Regions from separate parts of the Mus musculus genome. Here regions 1 and 2 are each linked to region 3. The links are chromatin loops, found by intact Hi-C in ENCODE. Cell type or tissue: heart. All regions are shown on one strand. Region 1 holds the start of Cdk5rap3 (CDK5 regulatory subunit associated protein 3). Region 2 overlaps Kpnb1 (karyopherin (importin) beta 1). Region 3 has its middle 4.7 kb from the start of Sp2.

What was found. A loop is a pair of places that touch in the nucleus more often than their neighbours do. Peaks named below come from ENCODE experiments on the same cell type or tissue, not always from the same donor. Only the 100,000 strongest peaks of a DNase experiment are listed, where the experiment ranks them.
Region 1: it touches region 3 in a loop (2.2-fold over the local background); 6 of 42 quality-filtered maps call a loop at or near these places.
Region 2: it touches region 3 in a loop (4-fold over the local background); 5 of 42 quality-filtered maps call a loop at or near these places.

The regions. Positions count from the first base shown.
Region 1 is chr11:96,912,087-96,920,086 of GRCm38, forward strand. It overlaps Cdk5rap3 (CDK5 regulatory subunit associated protein 3), which reads right to left and starts at 4,428. Exons shown (of 14, transcript NM_030248.2): 1 at 4,298-4,428; 2 at 4,065-4,110; 3 at 1,579-1,710; 4 at 1,296-1,396; 5 at 920-968; 6 at 131-309. The coding sequence starts at 4,303. Gm11525 (a long non-coding RNA gene) reads right to left here. Exons shown (of 4, transcript XR_880186.3): 4 at 6,849-8,000. In heart, CTCF peaks have their summits at 4,023 and 4,608 (motif pointing right); a DNase peak (open chromatin) is centred at 4,485; H3K4me3 peaks cover 1,904 bases; H3K27ac peaks cover 3,708 bases.
Region 2 is chr11:97,169,153-97,177,152 of GRCm38, forward strand. It overlaps Kpnb1 (karyopherin (importin) beta 1), which reads right to left. Exons shown (of 22, transcript NM_008379.3): 9 at 6,597-6,698; 10 at 3,901-4,125; 11 at 2,370-2,561; 12 at 750-880; 13 at 1-143. Among named protein-coding and RNA genes, the nearest start is that of Kpnb1, 15 kb to the right of the region's middle. In heart, a CTCF peak has its summit at 7,907 (motif pointing left); no DNase peak of the experiment used is centred here.
Region 3 is chr11:96,978,415-96,986,414 of GRCm38, forward strand. It overlaps a transcript of Sp2 not described here. Among named protein-coding and RNA genes, the nearest start is that of Sp2, 4.7 kb to the left of the region's middle. In heart, a CTCF peak has its summit at 4,168 (motif pointing right); DNase peaks (open chromatin) are centred at 187 and 4,167; H3K4me3 peaks cover 463 bases; H3K27ac peaks cover 1,164 bases; H3K27me3 peaks cover 4,881 bases.

The sequences.
Region 1 (8,000 bases), 66 kb before region 3:
ACTGTAGGAAGGTGAGAGAGACCCAGGCCGGGCACAATCCAACTGAGAAAGAAGCCCGCCAGCTGCAGTGGAGTTGAGCCCGGAGAGAGCCAGTCCCAAGACTGTCTGGCTGCAATGAAGTGCTGCTCACCGTGATGCCATACTGTTTGCAGGAGTGGTAGAATTGCTCTCGCATCTCAGCGGCCCCAGCCTGGCCCTCCTCCTCCTTGCGGCTGTATTCTTGCTGCAGTTGCTGGCACTTGGCAATCTGCTTCTTCAGCGAGGGGATCTCATAGCTGACATTCCGAACCAGGAGGCTACAGAGTTCCACTGAGGAAGGCCCAGGAAATTGACTGTAGGATACCCTTGCCCTGAGGTGCACACAGATGCCCTAGCATGGTGGAGGAGACGGGGGCTGGCTTCTCAGCCTCTCCATTCCTAGCTATGGGACCCAAGACAAGTTGTGTACCCTCTCTGCTTCAATCTTTAGCTGCCGAACAGGGACTATTGTGTTTTCTCTGTGGATCCATATAAAACAAAACCCAGAGTGTTTGGTATACATTAATAATTACAATTATTTACTATTCAGAGTCATGATCCAAACTATAATCAACCATTAGTTGCTTCCTCTCAGGCTCCCAATATGGCCCACACATCACAGGATGGCCCCCACACACAGCGAGGGTGGGGGCAGTACGCACTACCTCCCCAAGGGAGAGAGACAGGCCAGATGACTGTTCAGTAGGGCACACGAAGGTTCACTTCCTGCCTGATTCTCCCTCTCATGGAGCACGTGCAAAACCGTTTTTCACACCTACAATCAGGCAACATCTGCGCCGCACCCCACTTCCTTCCAAGCTCTCTATCAGCTGGCTGTTTCAGAGCCACAGCATCGTGCCCGCCCCCTCATGGATGCTTGGCCCCTTTAGGGCAACTTTACCTAAATAGGTGTTGTCCTTCTCATACAGGCTTACGATCTCCTGCCAATCCTGAGAAGGAGAGCGAGGACATCAGCCAGGGGAGCAGCCACAGCTTCCTCCCAGCCAAAACCTGCAGAGAAGGCTGCCCCGGGCCTCCTAGCATACCAGACACAAACTCCTCAACTTCCTCCAGCTTTAACCTTGGCTGGACCACCCACATAATGATGAGACTGTGACAGTGATCCCCGACGGTCAGGATGTGTAAGCCCAGTGGACAGGTCCACTTTGGTATATATTATAGGGACAAAGATCAGGCATCTTGGCTTGTTCACCAGTGAGACTGCAGAGGCCGTGGATGTCCCCACCTGCACACTACCAGTCCTTGGCCATACTCACTTTCATCCGTTGTGAAGAGTACCGGCCAAAAATATTTTTGGTGGACGCCTCGGTGCCTTTAAGAAGGTCCACTATTCTTAGGCAGTGGAAGTAATGAATGTCTAGAAAGTAAGAATGAGGACTCTCAGAATTCCACCTCCCTTCCTCTCCCCTTGGCTACTGCAGGTGGCTGACCCCTGTACTCTGCTGCCAACCAGCATCTGCGATTCAGAAAAAAAATTCTCACTCTGGGGGCCACCCTGGTGACTCCAGGAAGGGGGGGGGGGGGTTCCAGATCACTCACAGGATCCAGAGAGCAGCTGGGCAATCTCCTGGCTCTCTGGCATGTCCTGGATGGCAGTGTTGATTTTTTCCCGGATGGTCAGCACCAGGCTCTGCCATTTTAGGTTACAGTGTCTTCTGTCCACCAGCCAGTCTGCACGAGAACCAGCCGGTCACCACAGCCCGCCATACCACTAACTGCCCACTGGGAATTCACTGGTTCAAGTGCCACATACTGGATATTGAACAAAAGTCTTTGTATTAGCTAAGAGAGAGGAATGGGAAGAGATGAAAAGACAGACAGACGCAGAGAGTCGCTTGGGCTAAACAGTCCCTGGCGCCCCGGCTTTATCCCCGTATGAGTTTTACAGAGCAACCGCCTTAACACAGGGATAAAGGAAAACTTTAAATTGGTCCCAACATGAAAGTGCCACTTTTGACCATTCTAAAGTCTCCATAATATTTTGCTTCTGTGTGTAATTATATCTTTCGTGTTGACAGAGGGTGCTGCTCAACTTCCATTTCCTCGGGGCTGGGATTAACCGCCACAATGGAAAACACAAGGTGGTTATGCCAAGTACCGGATGAACGAACAACTGCAAAGCCCCTAACACCTACCGCGCCCCGAAGGCTGGAGGGTGCTGACGGTTTATTTATTTATTTATTTATTTATTTAAGGCAGGTTCTTTCTACATAGCCCTGGCTGTTCTGGAATTCACTATGTAGACCAGGTTGCCCTCTGGAATTCACTACATAGACCAGGTTGTCCTCGAACTCACAGAAAGCCTGTTTCCCCAGTGCTGGGATTAAAGGTGTGCACTATCATGGCCCAACCTAGTCGCTCGTCTGTTTTTTTTTTTTTTAAAGATTTATTTATTTATTATATGTAAGTACACTGTAGCTGTCTTCAGACACTCCAGAAGAGTGGAGTCAGATCTTGTTACAGATGGTTGTGAGCCACCATGTGGTTGCTGGGATTTGAACTCCGGACCTTTGGAAGAGCAGTCGGGTGCTCTTACCCACTGAGCCATCTCACCAGCCCCGCTCGTCTGTTTTTAACTTTATTTACTCTGTATGCACATAAATGTATGTATGCACATGTGCCACAGCTCACAAGTGGAGGTCAGACGACAACTTTTGAGATCTAAGCCTCTCCTTCCATCACAGGGGTCCTGATGCTGACCTCAGGTCATCAGACTTGCCGGTAAGAACATTTACCTACTGAGCCATCCTGCTGGCTCTCAGTTCCTTTCCATCTCTCTGTACCTCAGTTTCCCCACACATCAGATGAGGCCCTATGCACCGAGCCTTGTGCCTCGCAGTGGCTCACAAAACCTTAGTGATTTCATCTTAACAAAGACAAGTATAAAATAGCAGCGGGGATGGAACAAATGCTCCATGGTGAGCGGTGTCCTACTGGTTCTTCTCAGGACTCGAGGACAAACTGGCACACCCAGGTAGATGCAGCGGGTGCCCATACACTATGAATACATGGTGGCCCGTGCCTGGCAGGCACTTGGGAGGACTCACCAGTGTCCATCAAAGGACTGAATACTCCCTCTCCTTTAAAACAAATCTTTCAACCGCTTAATTTCTCTCAAGCAACAACAGTATCAGAAATTCTGACTCTGAGTTCTTCTCAAGTTGTCAGAAAGGAAAACAGCAGACACCAGAATTCCTCCAGGGGCTGAGGTCGGCAAACACCCTCTTAAGGACGTGTTACCAGTGGACTGGCGTATCTGGTGAACACAAGGGCCAGGGGCTGTACACACCCCCAGAAGTGACAGAATGAGGGATGTAAGCCAGATGCAGAGACTGCCTGGTCACTAAAAGGTCTTCTTGTCTCTCTGTCATTTTCTTTTGAAATAGTGTCTCTCCATGTAGTCCTGGCTGCCCTGGTGCTTGCTATGTGGCCAAGGCCTGCCTCTGCCTTCTGAGTGCTAAGACTAAAGGTTTTTTGGGGGGGTGGGGGTGGGGGGCGGGGAGTACTAGGCTGGTACTTGCTATGCAAGCCAGGCTGTCTGAGAACTGCCACCAATCCTCCTGCCTCGGCCTCCCAAGTATTATGGTTACCAGTGTGAACCACCATGGTTGGCATAAAAGGTCTGTATGTGAGTCTTAGGGCCCTCTTCTCCCTAAATCCAAGGAGAGAAACTTTTTAAATAGATGGGAGAGGATTACCCACCCCAAATAATGCAAAATGCATGAAGACAGAACCAAACAGACTTAGGTTTCAAATGGATCAGCCATTTGCTTAACTGTCCATCTTTAACACTATCCATTTGTCCTGTGTGCCTGAATACGATTTGATACTACGTGAGAAACGTTAAAAGTAGAAAACACGGAGCCAGTACAGACTTTCCATGCTTCCTTCCTTGCAGAGCAAACAGTTCGCTGGAGTAAAGCACCTCAGCTGGGACTTTCACAGCTCCTGGCTGCTGGTTGGTGACAGGGGGCAACTAGCAGACCTCCCCCGAGAGCCGACCGCGCGGGGGCGCCCTCTCCTACCGAGCAGCTTGCTGGTCTGGATGTCGATGGGCACGTGCTGATGGTCCTGGTGGGAAATACGACCGGGAGGGAGGGCGTGAACGCGGGAAGGCGATGCGCCTCGCGCGCGCTCATTCCACGAGTCCAACCGCCACCCTGCAGGGGCAGAGCACCCGACAGAGGACGGGAGGACTTGAGGAGGCAGGACAGGAATCCCAGAGAAGACCCAGTTTCTCCAGCCCTGGTCCCCACACCTGCATCCTTTCTCCACTTCCGCTTCCGGCCAAAGACCCCGGCCCAGCCTAGCACCAATCCTGAGCGGCTGTGCTTGAGCCTCAGTTCCGAAACAAACCGGCCTCCTTCAGCCACGTCGCCGTCTTCAGCGGAGCCAATCCAAGACCACGCTCCGCCCCTCTGCTGAAAGCCCCGCCCATCACGATGTTCTGATTGGTTGAGTACCGGAGGGGCGGGAGAATAGCTGACAGCCAATGGAAGGCGAGAGGCGGGCTCCGGCCGGGTGATCTCCAGGAAGGGATGTTACACTTGCACGATGGCGGTAGGGGGCACCCAAGAGCCGTTTTAGGCTGCTTTTTCATCAGCCTGGCGCGGAGCCCCCAGCTAGAGAACGAACACATGCGCGGAACAGGTCCTAGCACCTTCCCGATGGCGTTTCGAAAGTAGTTAAAAAAAATACTTTCTTCCCACCATTTTCTCCCTTTACCACATATAGAAGGTCACAGGTCTCTTGAGGCTCTCGTCACATTTTGTCCTCCCATTTATGATAAATACGATTTTTGAGCACCCGATTCTTGTTGGACGACTGGGACAGGGAAGGGAGAGGAAGCAACACTCATTGAATAGTAAACAAAAAGTTGCGTGGTGGCACACGCCTTTAATCCCAGCAGGGAGGCAGAGGCAGGCGGATTTCTGAGTTCGAGGCCAGCCTGATCTACAAAGTGAGTTCCAGGACAGCCAGGGCTATACAGAGAAACCCTGTCTCGAAAAGCCAAAAAAAAAAAAAAAAAAAAAAAAAAAAGTTGCAGAAGGAAGGATGATGGCGGGTGTTCCTGGTGGAGTGGAAAGGCTGTTTCTGATGGAAGAGACTGCACAAACTTTAAAACTACAGCTGCAAGAGTGGTTCAGGGAAAGACAAGCAGGGGAGACCGGCAAAATATACGTGGTCCAAGACAAAGTGAAGTGCAAGGTCCCTTGTTTCACGAGGGATCTCAAGAGGACACTACACAGGTCTCCCACCTATAGCTGACCTCAGACCCACCTCTATACAGTAAAAGGTTTAAGGCAGTGACCCGGGAGGAGGCTGTAAAAATATAAGGATCGTAACAAAGAGTCCCTCATTAAGGAACTTGGACTTCACACTGCAGACAGAGAGGAACCACTGAAGGGTTTGGTACAAGGAAGGACATAACACATATTGGTTAGGAGGATGGGCTAATGGGCAATAAGGCTGTGTCCAGAGCAACTAGGAGGCTGTAAGGGAGAGGTTGGGCCTCACCTAGGTCAGAAGCTGTAGGGAGGAGATAAGCAGAATTTAGGAGGAAAACAGACAGGCGTTGGCAATAGATTGGCCAAATGGGTGAGGAGGGAGGACTCAAACATGACACTCAAGCTGGGCAGTGGCGGCACACGCCTTCAATCCCAGCGCTTGGGAGACAGAGGCAGGCAGATTTCTGGGTTCAAATTCAGCCTGGTCTACAAAGTGAGTTCCAGCAAAGCCAGACCTACACAGAGAAACCCTGTCTCCAAAAACAAAGCACACACACACACACACACACACACACACACAAAGATGACACTGAAGTGTTGAGTGGGAGTGCCACCACCTGAGATAATGACACCAGTTGTGGAGCATGTGTTGGAGAGGAGGGGCTTTGAACTTGTGGAGTTGGCAATGCTGGGGACTGTCAAGCGGACAGTGTGCAGAAGGTACTCAAGTCTGTATTTAGACTGCAGACAGTCATTAGCCTGAAAAGAAAGACAGCTTGGAAAGTCACAAACTGAGTTGTCGTGGCAGCTCCGTTCAAGGGCGGGCTTCAGATTTGAACAAGAAGTGGAAAGATTGAAAGGATGAGAGAAAGACATAATCCCAGTGACCCTGCAGACCTAGGGACGGCATTTCTAGATACCGTGTTCCTTCTTCAATCACTCCCCAACGCAACACAATACTCAGGGCTTAGTGGACCCTGGACTGAACTGCCTGGTGTGCTGCTGTAGTGGGAAGACCAAGATTCTGGCCCTGTGAGATTTGGACAGTTTCCACACTTCTCCAATAGCCACAGTTCTCTCGAGGTAGCGATAACAGCAAGCCTATCTCAGGGTGCTTCTATTTAGGGGCTTAAATAAATAAACACACTAAAGATGCAGAGCGCAGGGCAAGGATGGAGCTCAGTGGGTAGAGTGCAGAGCCTGTGTGCCTGAAGCCCTGGGTTCCATCCCTAGCACACATATATGAGGTGGCATAGATCAGTAATCCCAGCAGGTGGGAGGTGGAGGCAGGAGGCTCAGATGTTCAAGGTCATCCTGGACCACATAGTGATTTTGAGGCTATCCAGAATAGGTAAATCCAGTCTCAGAAACAGAAGGAAAAGAAAAGAATTAGGGGACTGGAGAGGTGGCTCAGCAGTTAAGAGCACTGGCTGCTCTTGCAGAGGACCTGGGTTCAGTTCCCAGCATCCAAGCATCCACATGGCCACTCACAACCACCTGTAACTCCAGATCCAGGGGGACTCTAATGCACATACACACAGGCCAGACATTCATACACATAAAATAAAAACAATACAAATATTTTTTAAATGTTCAGAACTTTTTACAGTTGACAGCATATTGTAGCTACGTGATCTCATGGTTTGTGAACTATACACACATATAAAATATATAATCATTATCATTACAAAGTAAGTTGAGAGGTATCCCTGGAAATAGTCCACAGAGAGGAACTGAGGGCCTCTTCAGAGCTCTCATGGGAACTTGGCTCCCATGTCAGGATGCTGACTCAAGCAAGTGGAATTGCTCAGACTCCCCTATGATTAAACACTGGGTTCCAATAACGTGGTGCAAGTTCCCTGGGACATCCCACGAGGCCCGGCCCTGCCACACCCTCCAAGGGTATCTCTCCTCCTTGAACCAACACCAGGGCACAGCAGGGGCTGTGCAGTCAGTCTAGCAGACCCAATCCTCTTGAGTCGTGAGGGTGAAACAGAGACCACCAGCACTTCACCCCTACCCACGGCTCCGTGCTGACTCACAGATCTTTGATGATAGTTCTGCCCAACCACTGACCCCAGGGGGAAACTAGCCCAGAGGACACAGGCATCCTGAACTTTTCTTAGGTCATGAGGCACTTGAGGCCTATGGGTAGACCTATGACCAGGTTGTTCAAGTCATTCACTCTGCCAGCTTTGGGAGAGAGGGAGGACTTTGCTTGTGGAACTCTCAGTAAGGAGAGGCTGCAGAAGGTTTCTGATCATGAATCTCAAATGTCTCTGCTGATTTAGAAGAGGGGACGGTGAAGAGGGACAGAGTCTGAGCCAGCCAGGCTTTGCAATGCGGAAGGACAGAGCCGCACAGTGCAGGTGCCCTGCAAGCAGGCTGCCCTGCCCTCTGTTATGGTTAGCTTGTTTACTAAGTGATAACCACCTGCCAGTGTAGATCTGATGTTTTATAAGCTGTATCTAATTTGATCCTTATAACAACTCACAGACAGGGCGGATTCTATTAGTAGCTAAGTTAAAGGTGAGAGAGCCAAAGCTTACATGGTTACTCGTCCAACACCGATACAGTTGATGCTGGGGAGGTTGGGATTCAAACCCAGGTCATGCCAGCCTCCTTAGCTTCCATTCTTGCTCTCTGTGTGACACACCTGTGCCCACCCTTGGCCTGCCACGATGGCTCAGCTGCAGTGGCCTCTCTGTGTCCTTCACCAGCCTTCAGAGTGAC
Region 2 (8,000 bases), 190 kb after region 3:
TCTGAAGCACCTGCTGCAGCCGTTCCATAATGACCAGGGTGGTCTTCTGCACGGCAGGGTAACAATCCTTGGCACTGTTCTTTACGATTTCCATGAGAGACTCATACGCAGAGCTTCTCAGGTTATTCTGGTGTCCATCGGGTCTACAAGGACGCAATGCAAGTCAGGCCTCAGCCAAGAAGGGATAAAGGGGCTCATAAAGCAGACAACAGTTTCCCAAAAATAAAACCAGAGGTTGGGGATGCAGTTCAGAGACATTACCTATCACAAATAACTGTAAATAGGATGCAAAAATGGTTGGTAGCTGGGTGTGGTGGTGCACACCTTCAACCCCTTTGGGGCCAGCATGAGTTCCAGTATAGCCAGGGCTACATAGAGGAACCCTATCTCAAAAAACAAAAAACCAACCAGCAAACCAAAGAAACAAAAATCACGGGAACTGCCGGGCGTGGTGGCACTCGGGAGGCAGAGGCAGGCGGATTTCTGAGTTCAAGGCCAGCCTGGTCTACAGAAAGAGTTCCAAGACAGCCAGAGCTACACAGAGAAACCCTGTCTCGAAAAACCATTAAAAAAAAAACTCATGGGAGCGAGTGTTAGTCTAGATACCACACCCTCCCTAGCTCTCTCGTGGTTACCAAACCCTCTCCTCAGTTCTGAAAAGAGCAGGCTTCCTTTCTGTGGTCCCAGTGCCTCACTCTCCAGCAACAGCAGTGAGGGGTGCATCACGGGCTCCAGTGGGTATCAATTACCTGTCGGTGGTCTCCAATAGCTTCTGAACTATAAGTTCAAAGGAAGAAGACAGACAATAGGTGGCTGGTTCTTCTTGATCATCAGCTACATCTGCAGCTTCATACGCAGCTTCAGCCAGACTGGAAAAAGCCTGGAATGTAGAGATTTAAGATTTTGTTTGTTTGTTGTTGTTTTTCGAGACAGGGTTTCTCTGTGTAGCCCTGGCTGTCCTGGAACTCACTTTGTAGACCAGGCTGCCTCGAACTCAGAAATCCACCTGCCTCTGCCTTCCGAGTGCTGGGATTAAAGGCATGCACCACCACGCCAGTTTAAGATTAGTCTTAAGAGAAGCCCACTACAGGATTCTCTCATTGCCCCACCCGCTTTAAGATAATCTAAAGGATCAGACAGTGATGGCGCTCGCCTTTACTCCGAGCACTTTGAGAGGCAGAGGCAGGGGGATCTCTGAGTTTTGAGGGGGTGGGGAGAGGCAGCCTAGTTGCCAGAGCTATCTCTGTTTTGAAGAAAAAAGATCACTGAGAAAAGCAGTTCATTTCTCAGCACCCATATCAGGCAATTCACAACTGGTTCTAACGCCAGCTTCAGTAGATCTGAGGGAAGGAAAAACAAGAGGCTCTATTTCCCAACAGGTTCTTGAGACAACTCCTAATGCAATGTGGTCTACCAGGGAAACCACTAGAGACTCCATGCCTGGGAATCTATTAGGAAATGGTCATGTATTTATTTGACTACGAGTATTATAATTCTATGTGGATGTAGCTGTGCTAATAAACTTTAAAAACATGTATACATAAGCATCCACTCATAATTTCTGGGCTAGATAGTGAGACCCTGTCTCCAAATAAATAATAATGAAGATGATGAAAATTTAAGTATGGGAGAGCACACTTGCTGTCCTGCAGAGAGGATCCAGGTTTAGTCCCGAGCACCCACAGTTGGCTTACAACTACACGTAATTCCAGTTCCAGGGGTTGGAACCAGCCAGATACAAGGAATATATAAATGCATACAGACCAAACACTCATATACCTCAAGTATTTATACTGTGGATGCCTAGTCATCTGCCCAGCTCTCTAAGTGGCAGAATTCTTTTACTAAGGCCTACCATTTCCTATTCTTACACTCTTAAAAAAGGATTTTAGCCGGGTGATGGAAGCAGAGGCAGGCAGATCTCTGTGAGTTCAAGACCTGTCTCGTCTACAGACTGAGTTCTAAGACAGTCGGGGCTATATAGAAAAACTGTCTCAAACACACACAGACCACAGGATTTTAGCCCCACTCCTCCTTTCCCAAACTCTATCCCCAGTAAGTTACACAGCCTACAGAGTCAGCACAGAGGCTGCCTACCCCCTTTGGCTTTCATCCCTGTCTTTTTCCTTGTTATAAAAACAAAAAACCCCATTTAAACAAAGCTTTTCATCTAAAAACAAGCATAGGAGTACAGCAGGTGCAGTCCAAGTGCTCTGGGAACGAATCGGAGTACAGTTCCCTCTGGCTTCTCAAGACATTAAGAGACAGAACTCAGAGCACGCCTTTCAATGAGACAAGTAACCTTTCTCTCCCACACCTCCTAATGGCTCGGACAAGCTCCTGCCTTCACCAGGAAGAAAATCCCTTACCCAGCACACATTTGAAGCCACCCTGGGCTCAGCACTGAGGCCCTCAATCAGACACTGTAAAAGGGGTGCCAGGTAGACATCGTTGATGGCGGCTTCAGGCAGCAGCTCACAGATCCTGCCCACAGTCCACGCTGTTGTGTCTCGAACAACTACACTGGGGTCTTTCATTAGTTCTATTAGGGTGGGCATAGCCTGTAAATACAATAAAGCAAAACAAAAGGAATTCATAACGACTATCATTCAGAAGAAATACTCACGGGCATTGTGGCACATGCCTGTATCTGCAGCACTTGGGATCTAAGGGCAGCGAAGGGCACCCGTGGCTAGTATGTGTTATGTATGTACCAGGTTTGATGCCAGCCTGAGTTACAAAGACCTCATGTGAAATAGTAACAATCCCTGGCCCCATATAATGATAGAATGTTCTTAGATCCTTTGTAAAACAAAATAATAACAGTAAACAAAACAGTTTAAAATGTTCTTTCCCTTCACCAAATTCCATATATGATTCAAGATTGTAGTGGATACTTTCAAGCAGTCTATATGGAACAGGTAAAGACAAGAAGTGATCACAGTGGCACTGGCTTCTATCCTGACAGACTCAGTTCTTTATGCACAAAATTAAATTACCATGAGCTCTTCTGTCATTTATACCAGCAAAATAAAAATATTTCCATAAGAAAGACTACATTACATAATGTAAATTTTGTTCAAAGACTAGAATAATACCATTAAAAATTATAGAAATGGGGGGGTGAGCCTATCTACCCAACACTTGGGTAGTGGAAGTAGAAAAATCTGGAGTTCAAGGCCAGCATCACCCCACATCCTGATTTAAGGCCCAACACACAGGACCCTAAACAAACAAACAAACAAACAAACAAACAAACAAACACAGAGTAAATGGCTAAGCACTGCACAGTATAATTCCCATTTGCTTAGAAGGCTGAGTGAAGACATTCGTTGTGAGCCCTGGAGCTCAGAGCTAGTGGATATGGCAGCACTCACAGGCTGAGGCAGTAGGCTACCCTGGGATATATGTGGAGGCTCTCCAGTCCAAAAGCAACAGGAAAATGCTTACAATGTAGCATTTAAAAAAAAGAAAATAAGAAAAGATCCTGGTAAGACAATCTTCATAGTGAGAGCTCCATATCCTGCTCTCCAAAAATTACAGAAAACAAGTGCTAAGTTAAGAGATATAAGGTAAAGCCTTTTCTTTTTTTCAAGTTTCTTGGTCATGACTAAATTTTAAAAGTTATATATTTCACCATTAATGACAAGAAACTATACTAAGACAGGAAATGTATTGCATAGCATAGGATGGTCTCACTATTATCCAGTTAAGGGTGGCACCCTTGAGCAACTGACCTGTTAATCCCCACAAGAATGTGTGATTTGGGTTTGTAGGCCTGTGCTACGAACCATTCAATTATTTGGAAATCTTTGTGATTATTTAGAGTCACACATATATTACATGTGCGCACTCTCCACCCCCATTCCATTTCAAATCTAAAACTTCCCCGGGCTTTACCTGTATGACTAATGGTTTCAGTTGATTAGGCTCTGGTCCTTCCAAGATACTGCCAAAAGCCATCACTGCTGCATCCCGGTATCGCCAGTCAGGGTTCTTGATGTGCTCTTTAATAAAGGGAAGGACATGCGGCACAATGTCATCTTCACAGCAGGTGGACAGGAGCATGAGGCACACCCCAGCTGCTTTGCAAGGGTTCCAGTCATCGTCGTCATCGTTTTCATCCTGGTGACAGATGTGGCACTACGTAAGCTTTGCTTTGCTTTTTTTTTTTTTTTTTTTTTTTTTTGAGACAGGATTTCTCTGTGTAGCCCTGGCTGTCCTGCAACCAGGCTGGCCTCAAACTCAGAAATCCACCTGTCTCTGCCTCCCCAGTGCTGGGATTAAAGGCGTGCGCCACCACGCCCAGCCTAAGTAAGCTTTTCTTGCAATGAATTCACTTAGAAGGCTTGCTATATACTCCCAAGTATCATTAGAGCTTAATCAGGGAGTAAAATATAAAACACTGATTTAAAAAAACAAAAAACTTTTTTCACATTTCATCACAGCATAACCTACGTCACCCCAAGAAACAGATGGAAGAATACAATTATCATGTACAATAGAATTAAGAAACCTCCACTACCTATAAGAATGCCCAGGCTGGTGGAGCACACCTGTAAAAGTAAGACTTAAGAGCCTGAGGAAAGAGGACTATCTTAGTTTGAGACTAACCAGGTGTACAACGATCCTGTCTCAAACCAACAGCAGGTGGAAATGTAGCTGTTGGTAGAGGGCTTGCAAAGCCTGAGACTGGTTGTCAACAATACATATAGCAGCCATGCTACAACACCCCTGTAACTCCAACACTGGTAGGTGGAAAAAGGGTCAAAGTATATATCAAGTTTGAGATAAGCCTGTGATACATGCAACCCTGTCTCAAAAAAGAAAAAAAAAAAGTCTGTTCAGGAGGAAAAAATATAGCAAATATATTCAAAAGTAAAGGCATTCCTGGTAAGCATTGCAGATGCTGGAGAGATGTAGAGGGGCTTGTCTTCAATAGCTACTAGCTCCAGACCTGATACCCTCTCTAGGCCTCCAAGAATAGCAGCCACACAAATGGTGTACAGACATATGGAAGCAACACACACAGAGACATACATTTAAAAAAAAGGGTCAAAGCTATTAAACTTGCATATTCCTAACAAACTCTGAGACTGATATGCACCGAGAAACATGTACATTCCGGCACAGAATACTTCACAGCTCAGAGTCACACAGGACACTGCGAGATTCTCTTAGTAACAGTTCATAAACATGATAACAGGAAACAATGCAATGGATAAAGTGAGGAGAGCAGTGGTATAAAATCCAGTGCTCATGAGACCTCTGGCTGCCTTTAGTCCCAGCACTCAGGAGGCAGAGACAGGTGGAACTCTGTGCTCCAGGTCAGCATGGGGTACAAAGTGGAGTTCCAGGACAGTCAGGGCTACACAGAGAAACCCTGCCTCAAAAAGCTTAAACAAGCCAGGCGTGGTGGCACATGCCTTTAATCCCAGCACTTGAGAGGCAGAGGCAGGCAAATCTCTGAGTTTGAGGCCAGCATACTCTACAGAGTGAGTTCCAGGACAGCCAGGGCTACACAGAGAAAACCTATCTCAAAAAACAAAACAAAACAAAAAAAAAGCTTAAACAAAACAAAAAAACCTAAGAATGTTGTATGTACCCATCACTTAGATCTTCAAGACAGCTTTGATTTTGATTTTGTAATGAACCTTTCTTTGTGAATTTTAGGCCAGTCTGGTCTACAGAATTCCAGGAAAGCAAAGGCTACTCAGAGAAATTCTGTCTTAAGAAAATAGAACAAAAAGACAACTTGCTCTTGTTTACAAATATGAATGAATGTGTTTAAAATATGTGTATGCATGTGTCTGTGAAGGCAGGCCAGAAATACAGGTCTTCCTGGAGTTGGCAGCTGTAGCTACTTGAGTCCAGTACTCACTCTCAACCCCTGAGCCATCACTTAGCCATTGTAATGAATAATAACTGACATGGAAGGCTTTGGATTAGGTTCCAGGGTTCTTTTGACAGATCTCACTAGGTAGCCAAGTGAATTTGAATTTCTGATCCTCCCACCTCCAGATCCTAGTGTTAGGATCACAGGCACACACCTTGTTTTAGGTGGCCCTGAAGACCTAACCTCAGGGCTTCATACATGATGGTGGGTAAGCACTCTGCCACTGAGCTCAAATTCCCAGCCCCTAACAAGTATTTTTCATGGGTTAAGAGTCCTTTTTTGGATGTGTCCAACTTTATTCGTTTTTAAAAATACATACATAAATCCAATGATTTCATGAAACTATTGCAGATACTAAAACAGACTTTTAAGAGCCCTATAGGTAGCATATCAATTCTACTTTTTCTTTTTCTTCTTTGAAGCAGAGGGAACAGGTGCATGCCAGGCAAGCTTCCTGCTACTACCCACAACCTATCTTTATTGGAACTTATACAAAACACATGTTTCATGAGTATAAATGCTATAGCATTCATGAAATCACAGCAATGCAAGGTTTGTTCACAACCAAAATGTTTGAAACACTCAGGCACAACTCAGTGGCTCAGCTCAGCTAGTCCCAAGTTGAGTCATCCACAACAGATGGCGCCAACGTCATGCATGGAAGCTGTTCCCTACGGAACCAACCAGTCTAGAGGCTCACCTGTTTAGTCAGTGTCTGTGTGAGGATGGGCACCAAGTACTGCAGTGCTCCCTTGGCGTAAAATTTGCTGGTGTGCTCCGGGGGGCGTCCTTGCTCTGCTGCCTGAGGAGAAACACAAAGTACACAAGTTGTTATGATGAATGCTACGACCTACAGTAAGAACGACAGCAGGTATATAATGCCAGGGTTGTGTTCGCTGTGGTATTTGGAGCTGGTGGCCATACTCTGATCAACGTCAGCATTATGTAGCACACATATGCAGATCTATGCACCACGTTCCTGTATATTAAAGGACCATGCCTACTTTTAGAACTACATTCTTAGACTGGGGATGAACCTCAGTTGCTACAGTGCTTCTCTTGCGTGTGCAAAGCCTGTGGTTTAGTCCCCAACACTGCACAAGTCAGTGGGAGATGATCCATACTTAGCAGATGGGAGACAGAATCAGAAACTCAGGGTCATCCCTGAATACATTAAAAAGAAAAAAACTATTAATAACCTGACATCTAGTGCTAGAAAGATAACCCAGTCTAGTAAAATGTTTGCAAAGTTTCCTGTCCAGATCGCACATGAGAAAACTGTGTGCTGCCCGACACAGTGGTGCATGCTTTCAACAGCACTTGACAGGCAGTGGGACACATGAGCTCTAGGACAGCTAGAGCTACATAGTCAGACCCTGTTTTAAAAACAAAACAGAAAACAACTGGCTATGATTTACAAGTTCATAATCCTAGCACTACAGTGCAGAGAGAGTAGAGTCCTAGGCTCACTGGCTACCAGCCCCACCAGCAAGCCCCAAGTCCTATGAAACAAGTTCTCAAAAAACCCCCAGGGCTGGTGAGATGGCTCAGTGGGTAAGAGCATCCGACTGCTCTTCCAAAGTTCTGGAGTTCAAATCCCAGCAACCACATGGTGGCTCACAACCATCCGTAACGAGATCTGACTCCCTCTTCTGGAGTGTCTGAAGACAGCTACAGTGTATTTACATATAATTAATTAATTAATTAATTAAAACAAAAACAAAAACAAGATGGATAGGAACACCTGAGGCTGTTCTGTATTTTCAAAACACACAGGAAATGTATATGAAAAATCAACTAAGTCTGATATACAGTGCTTTTTTGGCTCACGAGATACACAAGGGTCACTCAAGATAAAGTTGCTCAAGGTCCCCAGTCAGAGACACCCTTTCCCCATAGCTGACTACTTCTCCAGAGCTGGTAAGTTGTCAATTACACATCTTGGTCCTAAGGAAACAATTCCCTGCGGCCACTTCAGTAAGCTGACAATCTGCTGCCCCCTTGTGTTCACAACAGAACTACCAGTATAAATACCTGAAACTGGCAAAAACATGCATTGTCTTATTAGTAAGGGAATCTGGTAAGCCGAAAAACAATCTCTACA
Region 3 (8,000 bases):
CATTTGCTATTTCCCGGGGGGCGGGGTGTGTGTGCCTAGAATCTGCATTTTAGCCTGCGCCTCAGGTGGGCAGAATTGCACGCTGGCATCCTAGCGACCCTGCTTGGTCTCTGCTTCATCTCCTCCTGTATGAGGGGCCGTGCTTGACAGGCACCACAGGTAGGTTTAGCTTTCTCTTCCAGGCCCTCTGCGAACGACTAACTTAGGCAAGCTGTACGTAGCACTCAGAGGGAATTCACGCTGGCTTGAGACCTGCGTGGGTAGGAAACCCCACACCCCATCTGCAGTGGACCCTTAGACTCTTGTTGAAGCCAGAGCACTCACACATCCACCTCATAGTACCACCCTTCCTGGTTGGTTTTGTTTTGTTGTTTTAACCCACAGTGAGAAAAAAATGTTTTACATCCAGTAAATTAACTTATAAGAACATGTAACAAAGCTTCCCAAATCAACATTTGAGAGACATTGATCGCAGGTAGATGAGACACATACATCCCTGCTGGGGTCTTATTTGCTGAGGATCAAGTCCCCAACACTAAGCATGAACTGTATAAACACTAAGCATGAACTGTATCGTCGAGCTGTTCCCCAGCTCTCATTACATTTTCTCTTCGCCTCTTCTATCTTCCTCCTCCTTCTTCCTGTCACTTCGAAGAAAAGGTTGCTGAGATAAAGTGATAACAAAATATAGAGCCAAGCTGGGTGGCAGTGGCCCAGGCCTTCAATCCCAGCAGCAGGGAGGCAGAGGCTGGCAGATCTCTGACTTTGAGTCCAGCCTGGTCTACAGTGAAAGTTCCAGGACAGCCAGGACTACACAGAGAAACCCTGTCTAAAACAAAAACCACACACACACACACACACACACACCACAAACCACAAACAAAAAAATAAATAAATAAACAATAAAGAGCCAAATGCTTAGAGTGTAGTAATTTGGAATTACCAGTCTACCTCTCTCTGGTTAGGTTTTGAAACACCAAACATCAGATGCTATCAGTTCTGGAGCTAGAATCCTTCACTTGGGGCTGGGAAGATGTCACTTGCTGTTCAAACACAAGAGGCCTGAGTTCAGAGCCCGTGTGAAAAGCTGGAGTTCAGCCTCTGTAACCCCACCTCTCACATGTGAGGTCAGGGCGGAGACCGGAGGATGGCTGGAGTCTGCCAGTGGCCAACCTAGCTCCAGGCTTTGTGAGACACAGCAACAGAGCAGGACCCAGTGTATGTCCTGCTCTGGCGTCCGTGTGCACATGTGTGCCCACGCACCGTTCCTTCATTGGGACTCTATGTCCTTTATAAAATCAAAGCTTTCTGCTTAAACTGGGTCCTTCACCCTTACACACACAAACACACACACACACACACACACACACACACACACACACACACGCACACATACCCTCCATGCTCTTGTCTTTCATGCCTTTCCCCACCTTTCTTTGCTTCCCTAGTCTTTTCTCTCAAGGAAAGGTGTCACAGTCCCTAAACACATAGGAGTTCCCTTTCTTCTTAGGTAAGCCTTTCCTTTGTCCTACAAAATCTGTTCTCTTCACTCCTGCCCAGTCAAGCTTCGCCTTGCTTGTGCTGGCTGCCCTGGTCTGTCACTGGCTTACATGAAGGACTCCCTTCTCCCACTCTTTCACTTCTGTTTGTTTCAGGGCTAGGGAATCAAGGCCAGGACCTCCCACATCGGAGGCAGTCTCTACCACTGAGCCCCATTCTCCCTCATGGCTGCCCTAAGGGACTGAGCTACAGTGGAAGAACTGGGCCTTCTATCCGAGATGATCAGGAAATGGATTCGGAGTTCAAGAATGACTTTGCATACTCCTACATCTGCATAAGACTTGTTTAGCCCATACATTCTGTTCCCAGGGCCAGTTTCCAGTTTGGCTTGCTTTGCTGTGTAGCCAAGGGCTCCGCCCGGATTCAGTGACTCAGGTACATTAGGGTGCAGGGGTTTTGGTGGGGAGGTGGGGCTGACTATCCTGCTGGGTGGAAACCTCTTCTAGGACAAAGCTGGAGGTAGCTAACTCTGTCCTTCCCAGAGGCCCTCTCATGAAGAACACATGAAAAGTGTGGGTGGGGGACAGTGAGAAAACCTAGGATTCACCAGTAGTAGTGATTGGGTGGTTAGTTGTTTTTAGGACAGGGTCTCAAATAGCCCAGGCTTGCCCAGAACTCATGATCTTCCTGCCTCTACCTCCCAAGTGCTAGGCTCTCAGGCATGGGCCACCAGACCCAACTGGTACCAATAGTTTTAAAATGAATGGTTCAGCCCTTTTAAAGCCTGTCAGTTTGTTTGTTTGTTTTTGGGTTTTGGCTATCTGGTTTTTTTTTTCGTTTCTCCAGGCAGGGTTTCTCTGTGTAGCCCTGTAGACTCACTCTGTACACCAAGCTGGTCTCATAGTCACAGAAATCCACCTGCCTCTGCCTTCTGAGTGCTGGGATTAAAGGGGTGTACGTTTGTTTTGTTTTTAGGTTATTAAAGGCACAGACAAAAACAGGGACCCTTTGTGTTTGCTTGTTTGCCCCTTGTACTGGGCATTGAATCTGGGGCCTCATGCTTGCTGAACCAGGGTCCACTGAACCACATTCCCTACCCTACCGATGAGTCTTTCAAGTTCATTCATAAGCCCCCTCAGACCACCGCACAACTGTTTTTTTCTCACAGGTCTCCATTTCCAAGAGACTAGGCAGCAGGTTCCACTATGCCTGATTCCTATACTGGGGATTGAACCCAGAGCCTCGTGCACAAAAAGCAAGTGCTCTAACCACATCAGAGTCCTGACTATACGTCAGACTCAGCAGTTCTGAAGTTGGGCTCCTGTCTCATCCCAGGATGTCAGTCCCTAGGATGGAGCCGAGCACCTATATGAAGAAGACCCTCAGGTAATCCATGTGTAAGCAAGGCAGATGTAAACAAAGCATTCCTTCACCAAAGGCCCTGAGCCAACCCACTCCTGCCTCTCCATCCCTGAAGAGCTCCTTGTTCCACCCTACCTGCAGTGGTGTTTGAAGAGCAAAGGTGGCTAGGCGGTTCCAGCTGTGTCTGCCCACATCACCCACGTCACAGCGCCATCTTGTCCCTGGTGGGTCTGGAAGCAAGTTCTGTCGGTGCTGCCTCCAGCTGCTTTGAGCCTCCTCCTAGTCCACGTTTCCACTCTGTCCCCATTTCTAGTGTGCAAAGTTACTCGTTCTCCACCACGTATGGTCCATGTTTACCTTGACCTCCACCGCGCGCCCTCCACTACCGGCACAGTGCCGCTGGCAGGCGCACAGCTGTTGGCGGTCCTTTGAGCACTTCTCACTCGGGCTCAGCTTGCTCCATGTCCGCTCTATTGCTTCCCTGGCTTCAGCTTCCTGTGAAGCCCTTCTGGGCTCTCCCTGCTTCCCAGCCCTCTCTGTTCTCTTCTGCATGTGGCTGCCCTTGTCTATCCAGAGTCCCCAAGGGTGCTGAGCACACTGAAGGAGACACACGGAGTCATGGTCTCTGTCCCCAGGAAGATATAGAAAGATCCACAAGGCTCAACATTGCTCTTGGTCTAGAAGCATGTCCTGACTGCCTTTGTCTAAGGGCAGGCAGCCTTGGCCTCCACACCGGGTCACACTCCCTCCTATGGCCCAAGTTTGACAGGCTAATTCTTCAAACCATTACAGCCCCCTCAGCCTTCTGAGGATGCTCACTTTTGCCTTAGGATCTCCCCATGGCCTCTGCCTCTTCCTTTTCCTCCTCTGGTTTTCTTTCTTCATTCTCTCTCCACCTATGGAGAAGACCCTCCCATACATCCCTGACGCCCTGATGCATAAACCCCGACAGTGGCTTGATGGGAAAACCCTTGGTTTGGGTGAACCATCCAGGAACGCCAAAGGTGGATTCCCTCGTATGTTCTAGCTCCCCACAGTGTGCATCCTGGTGCACACATACAGCCACCAACTGCCCGTGTTGCAAACCCAGGGATACCACTTCCGTCCCTTGCTGTGACCCCACAGCTCCCTCTACCCTTGGCCTTCCTGGCCAGGTGGATGGCTGCTGGCCAACTGCCACAGAATCTCCCAGCAAGGACATTCCAGCCATCCCTCCCTCCGGTAGGTTCTTCCTTCTTGCCGAGGGCAGGAGGAAGTGCTCTCTGGGCAGGTGTTGGTCCTCTGTAGCACTCACGTGTTGCCGCCAGAGGGCACCCAAGGCATTTCAGAAGCCCCTGACCGTGGTTTTACATGCCCAAAGGAGGAAACACAGATAACCTGGTGGATATTCTGGGCCTATTATTGGCCAGCCTAGGCCGTCCTTCATCCCTGGGCCTTAAGAATCCTAGGACCCCTACAAAGAGATTCCTTTAAGAAGAGCCATTTGCCTCCTCAAGAGAGCACATCCCCATCTGCCCGTCCCTCAGCGTCCCAGAAAACACCATCCACCTCAAACTCCTGCTGGCCCTCTCCTCACCATGAGCACATTTCCATGGAGCCATCAGGCTTCTCGAGTCCAGGCTTCCCACAGCAGACCAGGGTCATCCCTGGACTAAAAGCCTTTAGCCCTCACTAAGCAAGCATGGCACGTCCCCTCACCCCCTCCCCTTAAAGCTCTTGACCCCCTCTGTAATGCCACAATGAAATAACCTCCTGAGGGGTCCCCGACACTCCTGAGGGTGGAGGGTCACAGAGGCTGTTGGCAGAGCTCCTTCACCTGGAAGCAGGACCCAGCTGGCAGAGACTCGGGAAGTGGGTGATGGTGGCGATAACAATAACAATAATCATATTAATAATACCATCGGGGCCACAAAACGGCTGTGAAATACCCTCTAATGATCCCTTGTATTTATAGATCTCCTTCTCTTCAGAGCCATTGCCCAATTAACCCTCCCAGCTTCCCTAGGAGGGACAATTAACCCCATATTTTATGACCAGGGGAAACCAAGGCTCGAGAAGGTGCTGGAGTTGGCTGAGGTCACAGTGAATTGATGATAGCATAATTTGTAGGACGGCACTCCTGTCCTTTCCTCTGTACCCAGACCCACATACTTACTGCCCATCCCGCTCTGCCTGGCAGCCATCACCTCAATGCAGGGAAGACTCAGGACTTGGTCCAAACCACCTGCAGTTCTGAGGACAGAGGCCTTAGTTAAGGAAGGCTTAGCCAGGGGACAGTGTAAGCGCTGAGCGCCGAAGACATGGTCATTTCTGATGGGCATGGCTCCCAGTCTTTCATGGTCCTAGTCAAGACTGTTGAGAAAAGGAAGGTAGGGCCTTGGGATGCCCCCCCCCCACACACACACACACACACTCAGCTGCTCCACCCTACAGCATCTCCCTACAAAAGGCACGGGGCATGCCTTTTGTGTGGATGTGTGTGTGGTGTGTGAGTTCTGGTACAAGCACATGTGTGTGCATATGGTCATAAGAAGGCGATAGTTGTCGTCCTCAGTCTCTCATTGAACCAGAACCTGCAGATTCAGCTAAACTGGGGCCAGTAAACCCTTCTGTCTCCACCTTCCCCGAACCTGGGTTATGAATGTGCACACTGTTTTTGACATGGGTACTGGAGATCTGAACTCAGGTCTTCATGCTTGGGCCGCAAGTACTCTATCAACACTCATCTTCCAGCCCCCTGAAGAATATATCTTCAGAACAGCTATACACCCAACAGTTAACCTCTTCCATGCCACAGTACTAGAAGACAGCAAGGCAGTTCCTAGCAAGGAGAGAGACAGGTTAAGGAGAAGAAGGAGAAGGCAGGGGAAGCAAGAAGAGTTCTGGAGGGGGCTGGAGAGACGGCTTAGAGGTTACAAGCGCTGACTGCTCCTCCAGAGGACCCAGATTCAATTCCCAGCAACCCACAGGATGGCTCACAACCATCTGTAGCTCACACATCTGACAAACAGATGCATGTGCAGGCAAGACACCAATATCTACATACATACATACATACTACATATTTGACCTTTTGAAGGATAAGAGCAGTCTCGTGGCTCACCTGGAAGGGATCTGACACCACTAGGAAGAATGTGTGGGCAGGCCTGGGACACAGGACTGCATCTTAGCTTTAAGTTTCCATTTGGAAAGTATAAAAAAGAAAGAGGAAAGTCTCCTGTGGCAGTGCCCACCCAACATCCGAGTACTCAGGCAAGAGGACCATCATGAGTTTCGGGCTAGCCTGTACCACATAAGGAGACCAATACAAAAAAATTGAAAAAAGGAAAGAACTCGTGTTTACCTGCATTGTGAGGGTTTAACCTCCAACTCCATAAAAATGAGAAATAAAGATATTTTTTACTCTGCACCCAGGCCCAGGAAGCAGACCATCCTGCTGTTTACCGCTGAGAGCAATAGGGTCCCCTAAGCTGAGAATTCACTGTTATGAAAAGTACTGGTGACAGAACAGATGGTGGTGGAAGGGTGGGACTCTGGGCTGGAGAGGAGTTCTTGTCTTGGCCACTGAGGTTGGGGGGGGGGGGTGTCACTGTATTGAAAGGACAACAGCGCCAGCCAAAGCGCTCGGCTTGGAGCCTTTAAGTTGCTGCTCTAGCTTGCTCCTGCCCCAGGTCCCTTCCCACTCTGCCCCTGGCCTCTGACCCCTGCAGTCCCAGCCTGGGCTGGTTCCTCCCCTGGTTCCTGGTTTCACCTCTGAAACTCCAAGGCTCCACATTGCTGAGATTTTACTAGGGCTCCCAGCTGGGTCCCACCTTTGATCTGGCTTCAAAAAATCAAGAGCAGTAACACGGGGAGCAATTGCGGAGGAAGGCAGGAGGCAGGTCCTGACCAGCCCGGCCCACTCTAGTGAGAAGCTGGTGGCAGGGGGAGGGGTCATGGAAGCAAAGCCACCTTTCCTCCCTAACTTCCCTGGCCTTCAGAGTGTGGACCCCAATCCCAGCAGGAGGAAAGGTTAGCGCCTTCTCCCCACACTGGGTTTTTCTTCATAGCACCCCGCTGGACTAGGTTACCGCTCAACTTCAGTCCTTTCCCTACAATTTCCCTGGCCTGTCCCTGGGGAGTGGCTACTAACCACACCAGGTAGGGCCTGACCGTGGGCAAGTCCACCCAGCTGGGTAGGCACTTGAGACATTACTCAGATCGCTGTCCCCACACCAGAAGGACTCTCTTAGAAGTCTGGACTCAGGTGGGGAGGAAAAAGTTCAGCTGGGAAAAGGAAGGGACCAGCTTTCTGGTGCCTCCACAACCCAGTGGTTCAGGCTGTAAGCCCTGGCTTAAGGTCCCCTAGCATCCTCAGACAGAGGCCCCACCCTCTTCTGTTCAAAGACTCTGGGTCCGCATCTGCTGGAGAGATGCTCTCTCACCTGCCCTTTTAAGTGGTTAGCAGTGTGCATCCCCCATCCCCAGCTGAAGGTCCTGGGCTTCTCCATGCAGGTGGGGATGGAATGTAGGAGATGGCAAAACTCTCTTAAGAGTTCAGCTGCCCCCCAAGTAAAGACAAGGACTCCCCTGGACAGCCTCCTTTGATGTGGAAAGAGTAGGGGGTCTGTCTCAGGAGAAGCCTGACAGCCATGTTTAGCTGAATAGGAACTAAAGGCGAGGGATCTGGGCTCACACCTTCCATGGGGCAGAGTCACTTTGAGCGTTTTTTAGACTCTGGTTGAAGTGTGGGACACCACCAAGCCAGAGATTTTGTATATTTTCATGTCCCTATCTTGCCATCTGTACCCTTCTCCCTCCTAGAGAAATAACTGACATCCCCCACCCACCCACCCACACACTGAAAGTGTTGCTTACAGGTTAGGATTTTTCTAGGATGTTCGAGTCCCGTGCGTAGCACCTCACACATAATCTGGGTGTATGGGGGACAGGGCCATAACTGCTTGGTAAACATCAGCCCAGATGCTATGTTTAGCCTGCCAGGCTACTACCTGGAAGACCCCTTTGAAAGTTGTCCCTCTGTTCTCTCATCGTCCACCCTGCCCTCAGCACCTCTCCCTGACCTGGGGGCAGAGAAGAGAGCCCAAGGAATGGAGGAAGTTGGGAGCCACCTAGTCTCCAGGGGGCGGGATCCCAAA